Regions from separate parts of the Homo sapiens genome. Here region 2 is linked to region 1. Evidence: chromatin loops called from intact Hi-C (ENCODE). Cell type or tissue: ovary. All regions are shown on one strand. Links, peaks and the distances in the headings refer to the core of each region. The heading gives the core; the rest is flanking DNA. Region 1 has its middle 35 kb from the start of LINC02152. Region 2 has its middle 20 kb from the start of LINC02152.

Evidence for each region. Peaks named below come from ENCODE experiments on the same cell type or tissue, not always from the same donor. Only the 100,000 strongest peaks of a DNase experiment are listed, where the experiment ranks them.
Region 2: it touches region 1 in a loop (4-fold over the local background); 2 of 110 quality-filtered maps call a loop at or near these places.

What each region holds. Positions count from the first base shown.
Region 1 is chr16:8,256,335-8,265,646 of GRCh38, reverse strand. No RefSeq gene overlaps it. Among named protein-coding and RNA genes, the nearest start is that of LINC02152, 35 kb to the left of the region's middle. In ovary, for the core only: no CTCF peak of the experiment used is centred there; a DNase peak (open chromatin) is centred at 5,306.
Region 2 is chr16:8,311,572-8,320,883 of GRCh38, reverse strand. No RefSeq gene overlaps it. Among named protein-coding and RNA genes, the nearest start is that of LINC02152, 20 kb to the right of the region's middle. In ovary, for the core only: no CTCF peak of the experiment used is centred there; no DNase peak of the experiment used is centred there.

The DNA of each region.
Region 1 (9,312 bases), core at 386-8,385:
GCTGATAAGCGAAGCCAAGTTGTATTTGAGAACCAGACCCTGTTTGATCCCATCATGATTTTATTTTCTCCAAAAACTTGATCTGTAATGTCAACATCTATTTCTAGCTTCTGCCTTCTCTAGACTTGTTCTTTGTGGAATTGAGACCTTACATTTCCATAACTTATGAATCCTAGTTCTTTTTATGTCTTTAATCTGTAGCATAGGAAGTGGAATTGCTGAGCCAGCCATGGTTTCCGGACTCCCCTCTACGAGGCCACAGAGGAAAGAGAAGTGCCCATACCCAGCTCAGAACCATCCTGGAGTAAAGGAAGGAGCTCCGTGCCACAAAGTTGCCCATTATTAGAAACCCCTCCTTTATGAAAGTTTTCAACTTTGTCTTTTGAAGGTTTCTCCATCTCCATTTGGGAATTCCTCTTCAATTTCTTAGTGGAAGTTGATGAGAGAATGGATTTACCCAAAGATATTTTCTGGGAACACATCAATTCTGAAAAGCAAGATAAAAAATTCTACGGTTGGATGTTTTTAGTCAGTAAAAATACTTAAAATTGTTATGGTAGGTTATCCTAGTTATTTATTGAAAGGTAAGCATGAAACTGAACTTCCCAACGTAGTGGTGTGTTTCTTTGTGGATAACATGGCTAAATAGGGTACATGGAGTTAAATAGGGTTAACTATTTAATAGTCAATAAACCATATACCCTATTTAACTTAACCCTTAATAGGGTTAAGTTAACTTAAAGGTTAATAGGGTTAAGTTAACTTAAGGGTTAAGTTAAATAGGGTTCATGAAGAAGGAACAAAAAATGCAGGTGAGAAGCTACATTTTATTTTATTTTAATTTTTTAAAAATTAAGTTATTTTTATGGATTTAGGGGTAAAATTGAGTTGTGTTACTTGGATATACTGCACAGTGGTGAAGTCTGGCTTTTCGTGTATCCATGATCTGAATAGTGTACATTGTACCCAGTAGGTAGCAGATACATTTTAAAATTATTTTGCTAACTCCAGGGTTTCTCACCTCTTCTCCTCTCCTCTGCTCTTCCCTCCCCTCCACTCCACTCCCACTTCTTCTTCTCTTCTGTCAATTTACTCTGATGCCATGATGTGGAACTAACTGGAGGGGCAAGTGGGCAAGCAGGAAGACCAATTAAGAGCCTATGAAAGACATTCAGGTGAAAGATGATGGCAGCTTGGATGGGGGAAGTAGCAGTGGAGTTGAAGAGAAGTGGATGGATTTGAGCCATTTTAAGATTACATTGGGAGCACTTGGTGATGGATTAGATATGGAAAGAGGGAAGTAAGAGAGAGAAAGGGTGTCAAAGTCAAACGGCTGTTACCCGTCCCAGAGGCCAAGGTGAGCTTTCACTGCTGGGACCCAGGACATTTGAGGAGTCTCAGGAGCCCCCTCCACTTCCACCTCTATGCTGGCCACTCTGTGGAATCCAGTCCCTGCTGAGGGATCCTCTGTAGCATGGGGCTACCTTGGGAACTACCTTCTGGTTCTCCCCTCTTTTGAGAATTGTTACCTCATTTCAAGAGGTCAGACAACTAGTTCTTAAAGGCAGAGGGGGAGAAAAGAAAGGAAAGGAAGGGAGGAAATAATTCAATCAATTATGAAACACATACACACACACACACACACACACACACACACACACAGGAATTATCTCAGAGAACAACCTGCTTAAAACCTTTTAGTGGCTTCTCATAGGGAGCTTTTCTATCACCTAAAAGACTGTGCATTGGAAACTTAGAATTTGGTAGCTCTTCCAATAATTCCCTAACAGCATTTTGATTGCATATGACACCTATTATGTATCAGACATTTGGATTACATAGATAAACAAGGTGCAACACATCTTCCCTGTAAGAGTTCATAGCCCAATAGTGTGGATAGATGTGCAAGTGACTAATTTATTCTGGAGAACAAGCCTTCTACATAAAGACTTATAACATATTAAGATAGCTAAATAGTAGTAGTAGTTAATTCTGCCAATGGCATAGCAGTGGAGAAATCAAGGGGGGCTGTGTAGAGGAGGTGACATCTAAGTGGGCATCAGAATTTAATAGAAGTTTTTGTGTCAATCAATACTGATGCATACTATGCCCTTTAAAAAATGTTATTTTAAAAAAAAGTTTCACCCCTTGACTCTGAAATGTATTTAGGGGTTTTCCTGAATGAAATAAAAATGCACAAGTGTGCAAACAGTTGTCCAAAGATGTTCTTTGCAGTGTTGTTTATAATGAGAAATTACAAACAATGTAGAGTGTCCATAATAAGGGACAGGAATATGTATACATTACAGAATGCACATAAATCAAATACCTACATTAAAATAAATATACCTCTATTGTGATGAAAAGGTATCCCTGGTAAATTTTTGGCTGAAAAATAAGCAAATCAACAACAATAACAACAGCAGCAGCAGCAACAACAAAGCCCAGCTAACAGAAGAGCCTGAGTGGTATGAATGAGGCCTTTATATAATGTTTTCGGCATTTCTTGAATGTTTTCTAGTACTAAGGGTGATGACTGAGGAGACAATGGCTTTCTCTGAAGTACTGCTGGCTTTCCAAGGACTCCTGAATTCCTCAAGGTAGAGGATTAATGCCCATTGCACACTGAGGAAATTTAAGATAAAAGGATAACAAATAGATTGCAAAACTGTATGCAATCGAAAACAATTAACTGATTTTGCTCGATTTTCAAGCGTGGAGCTGCCCCAGAATTTCAGCTTGAGAAAATACAACCTGGGTTGTCTCACCACTTAGGACTCAGATGAAGTCCTTCAAAGTGGAAAATTTCACTGTGATTTATTTTTTTTCCAGATGTAAATATATAGCAATAATGCAGTTATAAAACTGGCATTGTATTAAACCATAAATCATATTTGACACATAATAATGTTGAATTACTATGGAAGTCCATCAGTGTGCAGTGGCATTGCCAACAAACAGGTCATTGCTGCTTGCACCAGCCCTGTGACTTGAACTGCAATGAATAAACTTGTGGGGATCTTTGCTGTCAGGGTCAAAATGGAATAAACTCTATCGGAGAAGAGATACATCAGAGTCAAGCTAAGATGGCGGGGGCCCCAGAACACACTGATTCATTCCTTTGCTTGGTCATTCAGTAAATATTTACTGAAGACTTACTTTGTGCAGTGCTAGGCTATGACGGTGCATAAGAGAGACCTGGTGTCTGCCCTCAAGCAGATAACACAAGGATTTAAGAATTTCATGTACAAATTGCTATTTAATTACAGCGAATTCATATACTGATTTCTTGAAGATTTGGTCTCTTCTCACTGTTTATCAAGGTCAATGGTAAAGTCAGATTTCAAAGGCTAGCCTGTATGAAGTGGGGAAATTAATTCCCCAGAGTAGATTGACCTAGGATTCAAGCACTGGAAACTTGTCTACAGAGCCCCACATAGGGTCAGGTTAAAGAATCTGAATTGGTCAATAAGTTCAAAGGGTCAAGATGATACTAGTTAAGAGATGCTTCTAGACCAAGGACTTTAAACCAGCTCATAACAGCAGGGGAGTCCATGCATCAACACTTTTGCTTTTTGTAAAGTTGCTGCTTCCCTATCATCAATGTCAGTGCCTTGCTTGGGGTAAGCACTCCATAAGTAATAAACAGCTGTTGAAAGGATGAATGAACTAAGAGTGCAATAACATGGAAGTGTGGAGTATTACTATCATTATGAGAATCACTGTGGGGCTTAATCTGCATGGTGAGATTATCTGGACAAGTCATTCAGAGCCCTGTTTATGTAGGACTCTCACAGGGCCTCCTGGAGAAAGGGGTACAGAAATTTTGGAGCCAACATCTAGATTTCCTAAATGGCTAATTAACACCAGTCTGAGAAAGAGAACCAAAGGCCCCCAAACTCCTGGGGTAGAGTTAAGTGAAGGGATGAACACTCATGCTGGGGTTGAAGAAGATTGGAAGAAGTCTGACACCATTTGTGGTCAGTGGAGAGGCAGAGTGTGCATTTATTTTATTTATTTTATTTTTTTGAGATGGAGTCTCACTCTGCCACCCAGGCTGGAGTAAAATGGCACAATCTCAGCTCATGCAATCTCTGCCTCCCAGGTTCAAGCTATTCTTCTGCCTCAGCCTCCTGAGTAGCTGGGATTACAGGTGCGTGCCACCATGCCCAGCTAATTTTTGTATTTTTAGGATATGGGGTTTCACCATGTTGTTCAGGCTGGTATCAAACTCTTGACCTCGTGATCCTCCTGCCTTGGCCTCCCAAAGTGTTGGGATTACAGGAGTAAGCCACTGTGTCCGGCTGAGGGTGCATTTTTAAGAGTTTTTCCTTCCTAGGGAACACGGTCCGTGTTTCTTCTGAGAAAGAAAACTATGACATAGCAGGACTCAGGCTGCCTTTTGGAGGAGAAAATAAATACAAGTAATTTGAGAGGAGACTTTCTTCTCCTTGGCCGTCTCTATAAAAGTGGAGGATTGTTCCTGCTTTAGCTTGCTAAGGATAACGTACTCACTTTTAAGTGGCAGCTAAATGATGAGAACACATGAACACACATTGAGGGGAACAACACACACTGGGGCCTATTGGAGGGTGGAGGGTGGGAAGAAGGAGAGGATCAGAAAAAATAACTCATGGGTATTAGGCTTAGTGCCTGGGTGATGAAATAATCTGTTCAACACACCACCATGACACAAGTTTACCTATATAACAAACCTGTGCATGCACCTCTGAACTTAAAATTAGATAAATAAATAAATAAAAACACGCAGTCAGCTAGAGCACTCTATAGAGCCATTTCACCATCCTGTGCACTCTGTTTTCACGACCCCCCATCTCATTTCATTCCATGAGTTTGGAAATCTTGCCTCCCTCCCTACAATTCAAACAGCTCCTTGTCATGCCAACTTATTTTACAAAGAAGAAAATTAAAGCACACCATCCATAAGAACATAGTTCTATGAAACAAAGAAAATGGTGTCGTTTGTATTTGAAAAGAAGGTGGAAAACTGAAGTAGCACCTAAGGAACATTAGTCCCAAAGTCCTTGAGAGAAGTACTGCAGAGGCACGGGTGGACTTGAAGGCTTTGGTGGAAACTCTGCACATCAGCACTGTACAAAGTGCTGGGAAACAGAACTGCATGAGGCACAGTGGTCCTTGCTCTCTGCTGTGGCCCTGATATTGAGAGAGGAGTGTTCCCTTGTCCCCTTCATGGCACTTGTGACAGGGATGGGGCTCGCTTACTCAGCTGCCACCACTGCCATGCTCAAACTTCTTGCAGAAACGAAGGCATGCAACTGAGCAGGTGCCAGGGCCAGGGTGAGTGCTTCTGGGCTCCAGCCCCACGGCAGCATCTAGGGGTGTGTTACAATTAATGCTGTTTTAGCAGTTGCTGTCCCTGCACAGCTAAGTGTTAACCAGCTCAGTGGAAAGTCAGGGTGACAGCCTTTTACACCTTGCCTTCCTCTTGTTTGGCATCCAGGAAGAATCAGGTCACACAAATGTTTGAAAGGTGATGAATGCAAAGGATTTTATTAAGCAGTGGAAGTGGCTCTCAGCAGAAAGGGAGCTGAAAAGGGAATGGTGTGGGAGGAAGGTGATCTTTCCCTGAAGCCTGGCCTTCTCCTCTCTGAAGTCACGCTGTCTGTAGTTAAGCCGTATCTATCTGTAGTCTCCAACGCTCAGTTGCTCCTTCTTCTCTTGACGTTTAGCCACTTGCTAGCTGAGGTCTGGGGTTTATATGGACACAGGATAGGCGGGTGGGGTGGGCCATAAAAGGCAACATTTGGGTAGGAAAACAGGTATAACTGTTATTATTTAGGGCTGTGGTTTCCAGGCTTGAGAGTGGGGCTTTTGCCAGGGAACCATCTTTTTCTACTTAGTATTTCCCTGCGTCCTGTCCATGTCAGTATCATCAGGCTGTGCTCAGAGTGTTGTGGAATGAGAGGTCCCTAGTTCAATATGGTGGGTGGACTGCAGGAGGAACCTTCTGAAAGAGGTGATGGCCAGGAATGAAATGATAAGCAGGTGCTATCTGAAGAGGAGACACTTCAAGCAGGAAGTTTCGATTTTTTTTTTTAAAGAGGGTTGTCATAGCAGCATCATTCATGATAGCTAAAATGTGGAATCAATATAAGCGTCCACTGACAGATGAATGGATTAGCAATATATTGTTTATCCCATTGATGGAATGAAATTCAGCTTTAAAAAGGAAGGGAATTCTGACATGTTACAACATGGTTGAACCTCGAGGTCATTATGCTAAGGGAAATAAGTGACACACACTGTATGAGTCCACCTACACGGGGATACTTGGAATAGTCACATTCATAGAGGCAGAGAGTAGAATGAAGGTTGCCAGGAGCTGGAGGGAGTGGGGAAAGGGAAGTTACTGCTTAGGAGATATAGAGTTTCAGTGTTACAAGATGAAAAGAGTTCAGAGTTCTGGAAATTGGTTGCCCAACAACGTGAATGTATTTAATACCACTGAACTGCATCCTTGCAAATGGCTAGGAAGGTGCATTTTATATTATGTGTATTTTAACACAATAAAAATTTGGAAAAAAATATGAAAAAGAAGGAGTGGGTGAGAATCAGTATGGTTTGTGGGAGGAATGGTAAGCAGGTGGTGTTGCTGAGAATAAAATGAGAAGTAGAAAGAGAGAGAGGTGAGGAGAGAACAGAGACCAGGTTTATTCAGTCTGGAGATGTTCTTTCGGGCCATGTGCTGTTCTAAGAAATGGAGATATTGTGGAGCTTAGAATCCAAAGAGGCTTGACCCCGGTGTTTAGGTGTTTGGGTCTTCTCATTCAGGCAAGAAGGAGTCATTGATGTTTAGGCAGGAAAGCAGCAAGATCCAATTTGCATTTAAAACTATTCCTCAGGCTGCTGAATGCAAATGAGTTTGGAGGGGGCGGCATGGAGGAGGGAGGCAGAGTCACTAGTAACCAAAAAACATGATATGGGCTTGAACCGGGAGTAAGGTCTCCGCGCGCCCCTGATTTCCCAAGGTGAGCTGGATCTGGGATGCAGGGCGGTTGGGGGCACTGTGGGTGTAGGGGTGAAGTCCCATCCTTTGGTTCTGTAGGAGCAAAAATCAGGTGTGCTGTGGAAAAGGGAAAACATTTATCTGCCCCATCTCCTCGGTGGTGCTTTCTTGCAGTGAAAATTGTGAAGTCGATAAGTGGGAGGTGTGATTGATTTCATCTGGTACTCCCCAAACTGAGGGTGGTCAAGGCAACTCTGCAGACCACAAGCTGGCTACAGGAGATGAGAACACCAACCCCAATTTGGGAGGCAGGCCATTCCTAATTGAACTTTTGAGGGAATTTTGATAAATGACCCTGCCAAAGCAGTGAAATTAATAATTCATGCTTGAGGCTGAAAGACTGTTTCCTGAGGGACAGCAGCAGTACTCAAATCCTGGTGGTTTGGAAGGGGCTGGAGCAGGAGGCAGAAAATTCACAGTGTTTCTGGGCTTACTGGGAGGGCTGGAGGAGCCATAAACCCAGTTAGTGTGGCCACCATTCTGTTCTTTTCAAAAGCAGAATAAACTTGTATTCCGCGTGGGAGGATGGAGCACCAAGCTGCTTCTTAAAACTGAAGGTTAAAGACATCTTTTTCAGACTTAGCAACGGGTGAATGGGTTCTGATAGAGAAGATGGCAGCTTGCATCATTGCTCAAATCATACGCCGCAGGGGAAATGAGGGGCAGGACACTTTGCTGTCTGCAATGGTTTCTTTTTCTTTGAAGGGTTAGCACCATGAAGATCATTGTCTTTTCAACTGTCTTCCCCCCAGGTTCCTGGGCTCTGAGTTGGTGCACCCTGTCCCATTGAGTCAAAGCCATTTGCAAAGAAAAATTCAGGTTAATCTTGGCACGTGGCCTTTCACAGCACTCAGGGACAATTTCCAGCCTCACACTCTTACCATCTGTCTTTGTGTAGAGAATAAAATGAGGTCTCTGGGAAAAGGAAATGGAATGTAATCCTCATAAGGCTGGCATCATCATCCCCTTTTGAGAAATGAGGAAACTGAGGCCTAGAGAGGTTAGTTAACTTGCCCCATGTAGATTTGAAATGTTGGGTAGGGTAGGGGATAGCTTCTGGCACTTTCAAATTGATGTAGCACTTGGAAGGCCAGGAGTCTTCCACAGACCTCTTACCAATCACTCTGGAGAGAAAACTGTCTCTTTCGCAAACAAGTAGGAACATCTTTGCCCATCACTTTTTGGAAAAACCATTAAAACCAGAGCAGGCCAAGCATGGTGACTCATGCCTGTAATCCTAGCACTTTAGGAGGCTGAGGCAGGCCAATTACTTGAGGTCAGGAGTTTGAGACCAGCTTGGCCAACATGTGAAACCCTGTCTCTACAAAAAAGACAAAAATTAGTTGGGTGTGGTGACAGACACCTGTAATCCCAGCTACTTGGGAGGCTGAGGCATGAGAATCACTTGAACCTGGGTGGCAGAGGTTTCAGTGAGCTGAGATTGGGCCACTGCACCCCAGCCTGGGTGACAGAGTGAGAGCAAGACTCTGTCTTGAGGAAAAAAAAAATCCCAGAGCAAAGCAACTCTGAAAGGAGTTTTGGGCTTAAAAAAAATGAGTATTATATTTACTTAAAAAAACTTGATGACTCCGGTTTGAGGGCAGGAATCACCTAGGAGTTGGATTAACTGCCCTTCCCATAAGAAAAGAATTTCTGTTTATGCCAAGATGAGAGGGGGGTGGATAGGGTAGGTTGGTGGGGGGGACACAATGAGGTAATGGAGGGTCTGCTTATTATCACAAACAGAAATGGTGATTAACAGACCTTCCTTGTGTGTCTCCCAAGCCTTCCATAACTTATACCAGTAACTAGCATGGGCTGCTGGTAGTGCATTGGCCTCTTGTGTTAGCCACAAGAGAGGCTGACTTTTGTGCAGGATGAGTGCAGAGTACATTAGTTTGCGGTTGTTCAAGTTCATGCATGAGAGAAACAGAGAAAAGCACCAAGAAATGAGTTCTGGGACTCTCAGAAATCCGGGGGAGAGAACTTCGGACCATCATAGGTTATGATGTTGGAAATCCATTCAAATATATTCCTTTCCTGAGGGATTGTTGAAAAGAGATTCCAACAGAGACTGGAATGTTGAAGTTACAGAAATTATTAAGTTCATTATTATTTTAAAGCATAGTAGGGAGGTGTCATCATTAGTTTTTTGAGTCAACTTGACTTGGCTAAGGGATACCCAGATATCTGGTAAAACCTTATTTCTGGGCATGGCTGTGAGGTATTTCCAGAAGAGATTAGCATTTGAATCAGTAGACTGA
Region 2 (9,312 bases), core at 907-8,906, 55 kb before region 1:
TCAAGCAGAGAGAGACAGAATTCACCCTTCCACCATCTTTTTGTTCTATTCAGGCCCTCCACAAACTGGATGATGCTCACCACATGGATGAGAGGGGAATCTTCTATACCCAGTCTACTGATGCTAATCTCTCGCAAAAACACCATCCGTCACAGACACACCCAGAAACAATGTTTTGCCAGCTCTCTGGGCATCCCTCGGCCCAATCATGTTGACACATGTAATTAACCATCACAAATGGAGACTTGCTCATCCATGGGCGTAAAGTTTCAGTGAAGCAGGATAATTAAGTTCTAGAAATCTGCTGTACCATGTTGTACCTATAGTCAGCGACGTTGTATTGTGCACTTAAACATTTGTTAAGAGGGTAGATCTCACGTTAAGTGTTCTGATCACAATAAACTAAAACTGAAAAAAAGGCGGGGAATGGGCATTTCAAATGCGCAGTGGAGGGAAAGGAAGGGGAGAGGCACAGTTAGGCTATGGGCTGTTCCTCCTTCAGATGAGTGTCCTCAAACCGCCCACTAAGCCTCTGGGCAGAGATGACAGAAGTTTGTGCAGAGAAAAACCTAAGGGCTTTATTTTAAGACCTTCTGTCAGGAAAGGCCTTTGGAGGAGATTCAACCACTCGCCTGCATTCCTGAAGGTCAAACAGCAGTGACATGATCTGCTGGATTTGGAACAACATTTAAAAAAAGAGGAAAAAGAACATATACCCTTTATGAGAGATAATTTTTTTTTTTTTTTTTTTTTTTTTTTTTTACCGAGAGACAAAGAAAGAAAAGAAAGAGGTGAGAAAGTTCTGGTAGGGAGGAATTAAAGAGAGGTGAACACCTGCCTCTTCAGCTTCTGTTGAAATTGTTCTTAAATCAAACAGCGGTTTCCAGACAGGGCCAGGTAATTGATTATAAATGTTGGAATTTATTTCAATAAGCTCTGTCATTTCTTAGCAGCTGTTTCACTTTACAGCAAACTAACCAACAGAGGTGCTGGAGGCAGCTTGTCTTTTGTCTTTCCCTTTGACGAGTTTGAACTGTTTTTTGTGTTTTTTTGTTTTTGTTTTTTCATTTTTTTTTTTTTTTTGGTGTGATGTTTCTGGCTGAGGCTGACAGGAAGAGAAGACTCTGTTTTTGTTTTCTGTTTTTACTTCAGCAGAGGGAATGTGGAGGGGCAGGGGCTGCTTGTGAGCAGCCTACCTTCTCAGGGGCCCCAGGTTACAGAGAGCATGCATCACGCCCTCTGTCTCTCATTCCAGAACCAGAAGGAAGTGACTGTATCATTCTCCCATATTTATAAGCCCAGGGAAGCTATTCATGTGTTCTGAGAGGATCCTATTTTTTACTCTCATAAAAGCACGGTCCTATTTTACTTTCTTATCACTACGTGAGATTAGCCAATTACACTATTGTGTACTTGTACACATAGTATTGTGTAAACTATGTGTACATCCTTTCCTCTTTCCTGTACTGGAATGTAAGGTCCATGATATCAGGAGCTCTGACTTTTTTTGTTGCTGTGTACCACTCAAGTATAGAATAGTTCCTAGTACACAGTAGGTAACCAGCAGATGACTACTGAATTAGTTAGTTACCCTTACCATAAAATCCCAGATTTTTCTTCCTCTAGGAAGAATTCCAGTGTTGTCCTTGTACATGTTAATTTTACCTACTCCATGATTGGTGGGAATGTAAATTAGTTCAACCATTGTGGAAAGTAGTATCTTGATTCCTCAAAAAGCTAAAAGAAGAACCACCGTTCAACCCAGCAATCCCATTACTTCATATATAACCAGAATAATATAAATCATTCTACCATAAAAACACATGAACATGAATGTTCATTGCAACACTATTCACAATAGCGAAGACATTAGGAATCAACCTTGACAGATTGGATAAAGAAAACGTGGTACATATACACCATGGAATACTATGCAGCCGTAAAAAAGAATGGGTTCATGTCTTTTTTGGGAGCATGGATGGAGCCAGAGGCCATTATCCTCAGCAAACTAACACAGGAACAGAAAACCAAACACCGATTGTTCTCACTTATAAGTGGGAACTAAATGATGAGAACACTAGACACAAAGAAGGGAACAAAAGACACTGGGGTGTACTTCAGAATAGAGGGTGGGAGGAGGGAGAGGGGAAGAAAAAAATAACTATGGGGTACCGGACTTAATACTTGAATGATGAAATAATCTGGACAACACATCCCTGTGCCACAAGTTCACCTACGTAGCAAACCTTCTCATGTACCCCTTAACCTAAAATAAAAGTTTTTTTAAAAAAACTAACAACGAGGCCAGGCACGGTGGCTCACACCTGTAATCCCAGCACTTTGGAAGGCCAACATGGGCAGATCGCCTGAGGTCGGGAGTTCAAGACCAGCCTGGCCAGCATAGTGAAACTCTGTCTGTACTGAAAATACAAAAAAATTAGCCAGGCCTGGTGGTGGTTGCCTGTAGCTACTTGGGAGGCTGAGGCAGGAGAATCGCCCAAACTCAGGAGGCAGAGGTTGCAGTGAGCCGACGTCGTGCCACTGCACTCTAGTCTAGGCAACAAGAGTGAAACTCTGTTTCATAAAAAAAATTAACAATGACTGGGAACTTGCATCGGTTTTCTGTCTAATTCCTTCACATGGGATGATCTGAGATGGTTTTATCTTCCTCTCCTTTATATTGGGGTGGGCATGAAGGAGGTGCTCAGAAATGTCTACTTAACTGAGAGAAATCTGTTTGTTCAATGTGGCTGGCAAATAAGAAACAAATGGCCACAGAGACTCTAGAAGACAAAGAAGGAGGGGACGACGGCCAGGGTGGGTTTTCCACATTCATGCTTTGGGGCTTTTATTTCTGGGCAAAGAATGAGTTAAGACCTAATGATGTCCTTCTGTCTTTCAGACCGGTAAAATCTGGAATGCTACCCAGAGGTAGCACAAACTCCAACTCCTTCAATTTTTATATAAGAAAATATGGGCCGGGCACAGTGGCTCACGCCTGTAATCCCAGAACTTTGGGAGGCCAAGGCGGGTGGATCACGAGGTCAGGAGATCAAGACCATCCTGGCTAACACGGTGAAACCCTGTCTCTACTAAAAATACAAAAAAATTAGCCAGGCATGGTGGCACACGCCTGTAATCTCAGCTACTTGGGAGGCTGAGGCAGGAGAATCGCTTGAACCCGGGAGGCAGAGGTTGCGGTGAGCCGAGATTGTGCCATTGCACTCCAGCCTGGGCAACAAGAGTGAAACTCCATCTCAAAAAAAAAAAAGAAAACATGGCCAGGCGCGGTGGCTCACGCCTGTAATCCCAGCACTTTGGGAGGTCGAGGCAGGCAGATCATGAGGTCAGGAGATCGAGACCATCCTGGCTAACACAGTGAAACCCCGTCTCTACTAAAAATACAAAAAATTAGCCGGCCGTGGTGGCGGGTGCCCGTAGTCCCAGCTACTCAGGAGGCTGAGGCAGGAGAATAGACAGGGTGACAGAGTGAGCGTCTGTCTCAAAAAAAAAAAAAAAAAAAAAAAAAAAAAAAAAAAAAAAAAAAGAAAAAGAAAACATGAAAGATCAAGGGAAATTAAACATTTGAGAAACATATTAAAATTATTAAATATTTACGTTACAGGTAATTTTCTTATACATTGTACCATTTAATCCTAAGTGCGTGTCAGTGAGGCTGTTGTTGTTATTCCCATTTCACAGATGCAATAACTGAGGCTCAGAGCAACTGGCTAATAACATGTAGCTAGCAAGAAGCATCCCTAGGACTTGGATCCTGGTCTTCTATGCCTTTTTATCTACATTTAGGGCTTTAGAATAAAGATCCACTTTCATCAATGAGGTCTCTATCTCTCAAGCCTGAATCTCTAATAACCCACCTAGATATGGCGGTTGGTGGAGGCAATATCTTTTTAGTTTTTCCGGGATGGGTGCTAAAATTCAGAGGAAGCACCTCAAGTTCTCTCAGAGCTCTCTGGCAAAATCTGTCATTATGAGCTTAGTTAAATTAATATTCTTGTGTGATGGGCTACCGGGAGCAGGGCTTTGTGAGGTTCATGGACTTTCACCACTTTCTTTCCTGAGCCTGTGTGGAAAAATACATGTGAGTGCTTGCAGCAATGGCATCTTTGAGCAATTAAAACTTTCAAAAGTCTATTTTTTTTTCTTTTCCCTCCATAGCTTCTTACAAAAAACAATGGCAAATGAGGAGAGTTTTAAAGTGAGATGGAGGCCGGGCTCGGTGGCTCACGCCTGTAATCCCAACACTTTGGGAGGCCAAGGTCAGGAGTTTGAGACCAGCATGGCCAACTTGGTGAAATCCCCTCTCTACTAAAAATACAAGCATTGGGCCAGGCGTGGTGGCTCACGCTTGTAATCCCAGCACTTTGGGAGGCAGAGGTGGGTGGATCACGAGGTCAGGAGATCGAGACCATCCTGGCTAACATAGTGAAACCCCCTCTCTACTAAAAATACAAAAAAATTAGCCAGGCGTGCTGGTGGGTGCCTGTAGTCCCGGCTCCTTGGGAGGCAGAGGCAGGAGAATGGCGTGAACCTGAGAGGAGGAGCTTGCAATGAGCCGAGATTGCGCCACTGCACTCCAGCCTGGGGAACAGAGCAAGACTCCATCTCAAAATAAAAAAAAAAAAAAATACAAGCATTAGCTGGGTGTGGTGGTGGGCACCTGTAATCCCAGCTACTCGGGAGGCTAAGGCAGGAGAATCACTTGAACCTGGGAGGCAGAGGTTGCAGTTAGCTGAGATTACGGCACTGCACTCTGGTCTGGGTGACAGCGCAAGACTCCCCAAAATACAAATAAATAAAATGAGATAAGCAGAGTTTTAACTCACCCCTACCTGGCTGCCAAAGCCTCCTGGAGATGACATTAAGTGCACCCCTCCCAAAAGCTGTGCCTGAGAAGCCTGGTGACTGTATTCAAGGAAGGGCAATGCCTGAGTGACAGACAGATGATCAAAGACAACAGGAGAAAGCATGGTGCAGCAGAACTGCTCTGAGAGGTGCTCTTTCTTTTTCTTTCTTTTTTTTTTTTTTTTGACAGAGTCTCACTCTGTTGCCAGGCTGTAGTGCAGTGGCGTGATCTCGGCTCACTGCAACCTCTGCCTCCCACGTTCAACTGATTCTCCTGCCTCAGCCTCCCGAGTAGCTGGGATTACAGGCACCCATTACCACGCCCAGCTAATTTTTGTATTTTTAGTAGAGACGGGGTTTCACTGTATTAGCCAGGATGGTCTCGATCTCCTAACCCCGTGTTCTGCCCATCTTAGCCTCCCAAAGTGCTGGGATTACAGGCGTGAGCCACCGCTCCCGGCCGAGAGGTGCTCTTTCTATAAGATGGAGCTATGGCACACCATTCCATGAGGTTATTGTGAACATTCATGAAAGAAGGCATGCAAAATGACCAGTGCTGGGCTGGTACATAGTAAATGCTCAGTAAATGCTTTTATTTATGATACTTAGTGTTATTGATTGCTTCAAATATGCAAGACACTGTGCTGATCCAAATGAACTAATAGAATCCTTGCATCAGCCCTCTAAGGTGTATATAATTATTGCAGTGCATTGAGTGGTGGCCCCGAAGATAAAACCACCCAGTACCGGGGAATGTGACTTTATTTGAAAAAAAGGGTCTTTGCAGATGTAAGTAAGCTAAAGATCTGCAGGCCAGGCATGTTGTCTCATGCCTGTAATCCCAGCACTTTGGGAGGCCAAGGTGGGTGGATCCCTTGAGGTCAGGAGTTTGAGACCAGCCTGGCCAACATGGTGAACCCCTGCTTCTAATAAAAATACAAAAATTAGCCAGGCATGGAGCAGGCACCTGTAATCCCAGTTACTAGGGAGGCTGAGGCAGGAGAGTCACTAGAACCCACGAGGTGGAGGTTGCAGTGAGCTGAGATGGTGCCATTGTACTCCAGGCTGGGCAACAGAGCAAGACTCTGTCTCAAAAAAAAAAAAAAAAAAATGAGGTCATCCTGGATTCTCTGGCTGGGCCCTAAATCCAATGACAGGTGTCCTTACAGAAGAGGTGAGGACATAGATGGAAAAGACACACAGAACAGGCCAGATGGAGTGAAGATGGAGGCAGAGAGTGCCACCATGAAGCCCCTAGAGCCAAGGAATGCCTTGAGCCACCAGAAGCTGGAAGAGGCAAGGAAGGATTCTCTCCAAGAGCTTTTGAAGGGAGTACCACCCTGCCAAAATCATGGTTTCAGATTTCTGGCCTCCAGAACTGTAAAAGAATTAGTTTCTGTTGTTTTAAGCCACCCAGTTTGTGATAATTTGTTAGGGCAGTCCTTGGAAATGAATACAATTATCATCATCCCAATTTTACTGGTGGACAGATTAAGGCAAAGAGAGGTTATGTAATTTTCACAGTCACACATCTGAAAAGCAGTAAAACTGGTGATTGAAACCAGGCAGGCTGAGTCACAGAGATAATAGGATTATTAGGAGGCAGGGAAACTAAAGGTGCAAACATGAGGTGACACTTTATCCAGGTCCCTTACCCTCTCTGGCATCTGATTATATCATGCATACATCGTGATTGATTGATTGACTACTGGATGTAGGACTCTAAAGCTGGGGTTTTATAAAACTGTGGCCTATGGACGAAGAATGGTTTTTATATTTTTAATTGGTTGTATTTAATAGTATTTATTTTGCTTTTTGCTCCACAAAGTTTACATTGTTTACTATCTGACCCTTTGTAAAAAGTTTGCCAACCCCTGCTGTAAAGAATGAGAGATAATTGTACCTCCCATTTAAAAAATGGAGTTCAATGCACTTTCACTCACCAATTCATCAAATATCTATTGGGTGCCTACTAAAATTTCAAGAACTCTTGAAGGAGACGGCAAAACAAACGTGGTGGTCCAGTAGGGGAGACCATCACGTAAACAAGTCTACCGTAATGTGGCAATGCAGTATCAACACAGATGCAGAATACCATGATGGGGAGAAAGAAGAGAAGCCTGAGAGTGGGAGTTTTCAAGGAAAGAGATTGCACTCACTTTTTTAAAAAACCATCATTGTAGCCCTTGCTCCAAGACAGCACAGGCTTCTCTCCATGACAGGAGTGCTACAAACTTGTTGAATAAACAAAGAAGGAACTTTACCTTCAGGACTCAGAGAAGCCTCCGCCTGAAGAGTCAAGTTCTGAACTGAGTCTTAAAGGATGAGAGAGATAGAAGACAAGGGTGAGAGCATGCTCCTACCCCCAAGGAACATCGTTTTCAAAGGCTGAAATACAAAAGAGAACATGAAACATTTGAGGACCTTTATATAACTTGGTTTGGCTCTATGGGATACCAGTAGGATGAGATGAAAGGGTAATGGACTGAAGCCAGGTCCTAAAAGACCTTCTAAGCTATGTCAAAGACTTATAACAAAATTCTAGAGGAAGTGTGGGGCCACCAGGGAATTTGGCCTCTGCATTCACCTTCACAACCCCTTGTGCCACCCCCTATCCTGTCTCCTTACTCATTCCACTCGAGAGTTCTCAGGTGGGCTTTTGCGAAAGACCTTGCTCCTTCCAATCCTGGGTACTTTTCATGTGCTTTTCTCTATTTGAAATCTCTGCCCCATATATATTTTTAGGTGACCTACATTTTCCTTTATTTTGCCTCTATTGTGGTTTTTTCAGGGAAGCCATTTGTGACTTCATCTCTAGACTAGAGCTGGTCTTCCTCATATACCTATCTATATCCCTATCTTAATTTTTGTCCATATCTATATCATATATATATACATATATGTATATATGTATATATATACACATATATATATCATATCATATATATATGTATATATGTATGTGTATGTATATATGTGTATATATATATATATGGAGAGAGAGAGAGAGAGAGAGAGACAGTCTCACTCTGTCCCCCAGGCTGGAGTGCAGTGGCGCAATCTCAGCTCACTGCAACCTCTGCCTTCCGGGTTCAAGCGATTTTCCTGCCTCAGCCTCCTAAGTAGCTGGGACTACAGGTGCGTGCCACCATGTCTGGCTAATTTTTTGTATTTTTACTACAGATGGGGTTTCACCATGTTAGCCAGAATGGTCTCGATTTCCTGACCTCACAATTCACCTGCCGCGGCCTCCCAAAGTGCTGGGATTGCAGGTGTGAGCCACTGCGCCGGGCCTATATCCATATTTTTATATTGATATCACTGTCTATATCTGTATCCATATCTATATGCATATCTCAACCTGTATGCAAATTTCTAATCAATGTCACTATATCTGTATCCATATCTATGTCTATAGCTCACCATTTACAGTCTTCCATAGCACTCAGCACCGTTGTATTTACTTTTACACTTAGATTTTATTTATTTATTTATTTTTGAGACAAGGTCTTTCTCTGTCACCCAGGCTGGAGTGCAGTGGTGCTATCTCGGCTCACTGCAACCTCCAACTCCTGGGCTCAAACGATCCACCTACCTCAACCTCCCACGTAGCTGGAGCTATGGGTGTATGCCACCACACTTGGCTAATTTCTGTATTTTTATTGTAGAGATAGAGTTTCACCATGTTGCCTAGATTGGTCTCAAACTCTAGGTTCAAGTGATGCACCTGCGTTGGCTTCTCAAAGTGCTGGAACTACAAGCATGAGCCACTGTGCCCAGCCTTGAATTTAGGTTTATAGTAAATTTGACTAATTCCTATCTCCCACACTAAACCTTAAGCTCTCTGAGACCGTGTACTAGTTTACTATGGCTGCCACAACAAAGTACCATGGACTTGTCAGCTTAAACAACAGAATTCTGTTTTCTAGCAGTTCTAGAGGCTGGAGGTCCGAGATCAAGGGTTGGTTTCTTCTGAGGCCTCTCTCCTTGATTTGTTGATAACCGTCCCCTCCTGCATCTTCACATCACCTTCCATAGGGCTCATTCCTGTGACCTCATTTTTCTGTAATTACCTAAAGACCCTTTCTCTAAACATGATTATATTCTGAGGCACTGGGGGTTTGGCCCTCAACATACGAATTTGTTGTGTTGGGAGGGGCATAATGCAGCCACAATGGATAGTGTCTGTCTTTTATTTCCATTTCTTCTTCCAATGCCAAGCACAGGGCCTGACATATAGTAGATGCTCAATAAATATTTGAGGAAGACAAGATTCTGTTGCAGCAGCTCTGGAGAAATGGCCTTGAATTGTGTTGTGGGGGAGGACAGATGCAAGGAGACAGTGGGCAAGAATTCCAGTTCTTGGGATGAGAGGTGACAATGGAACTTCTTGAGGCAATGGCAGTGGGGAGGATGAAACAAATGTGGGTTTTAGAGAGAATATGG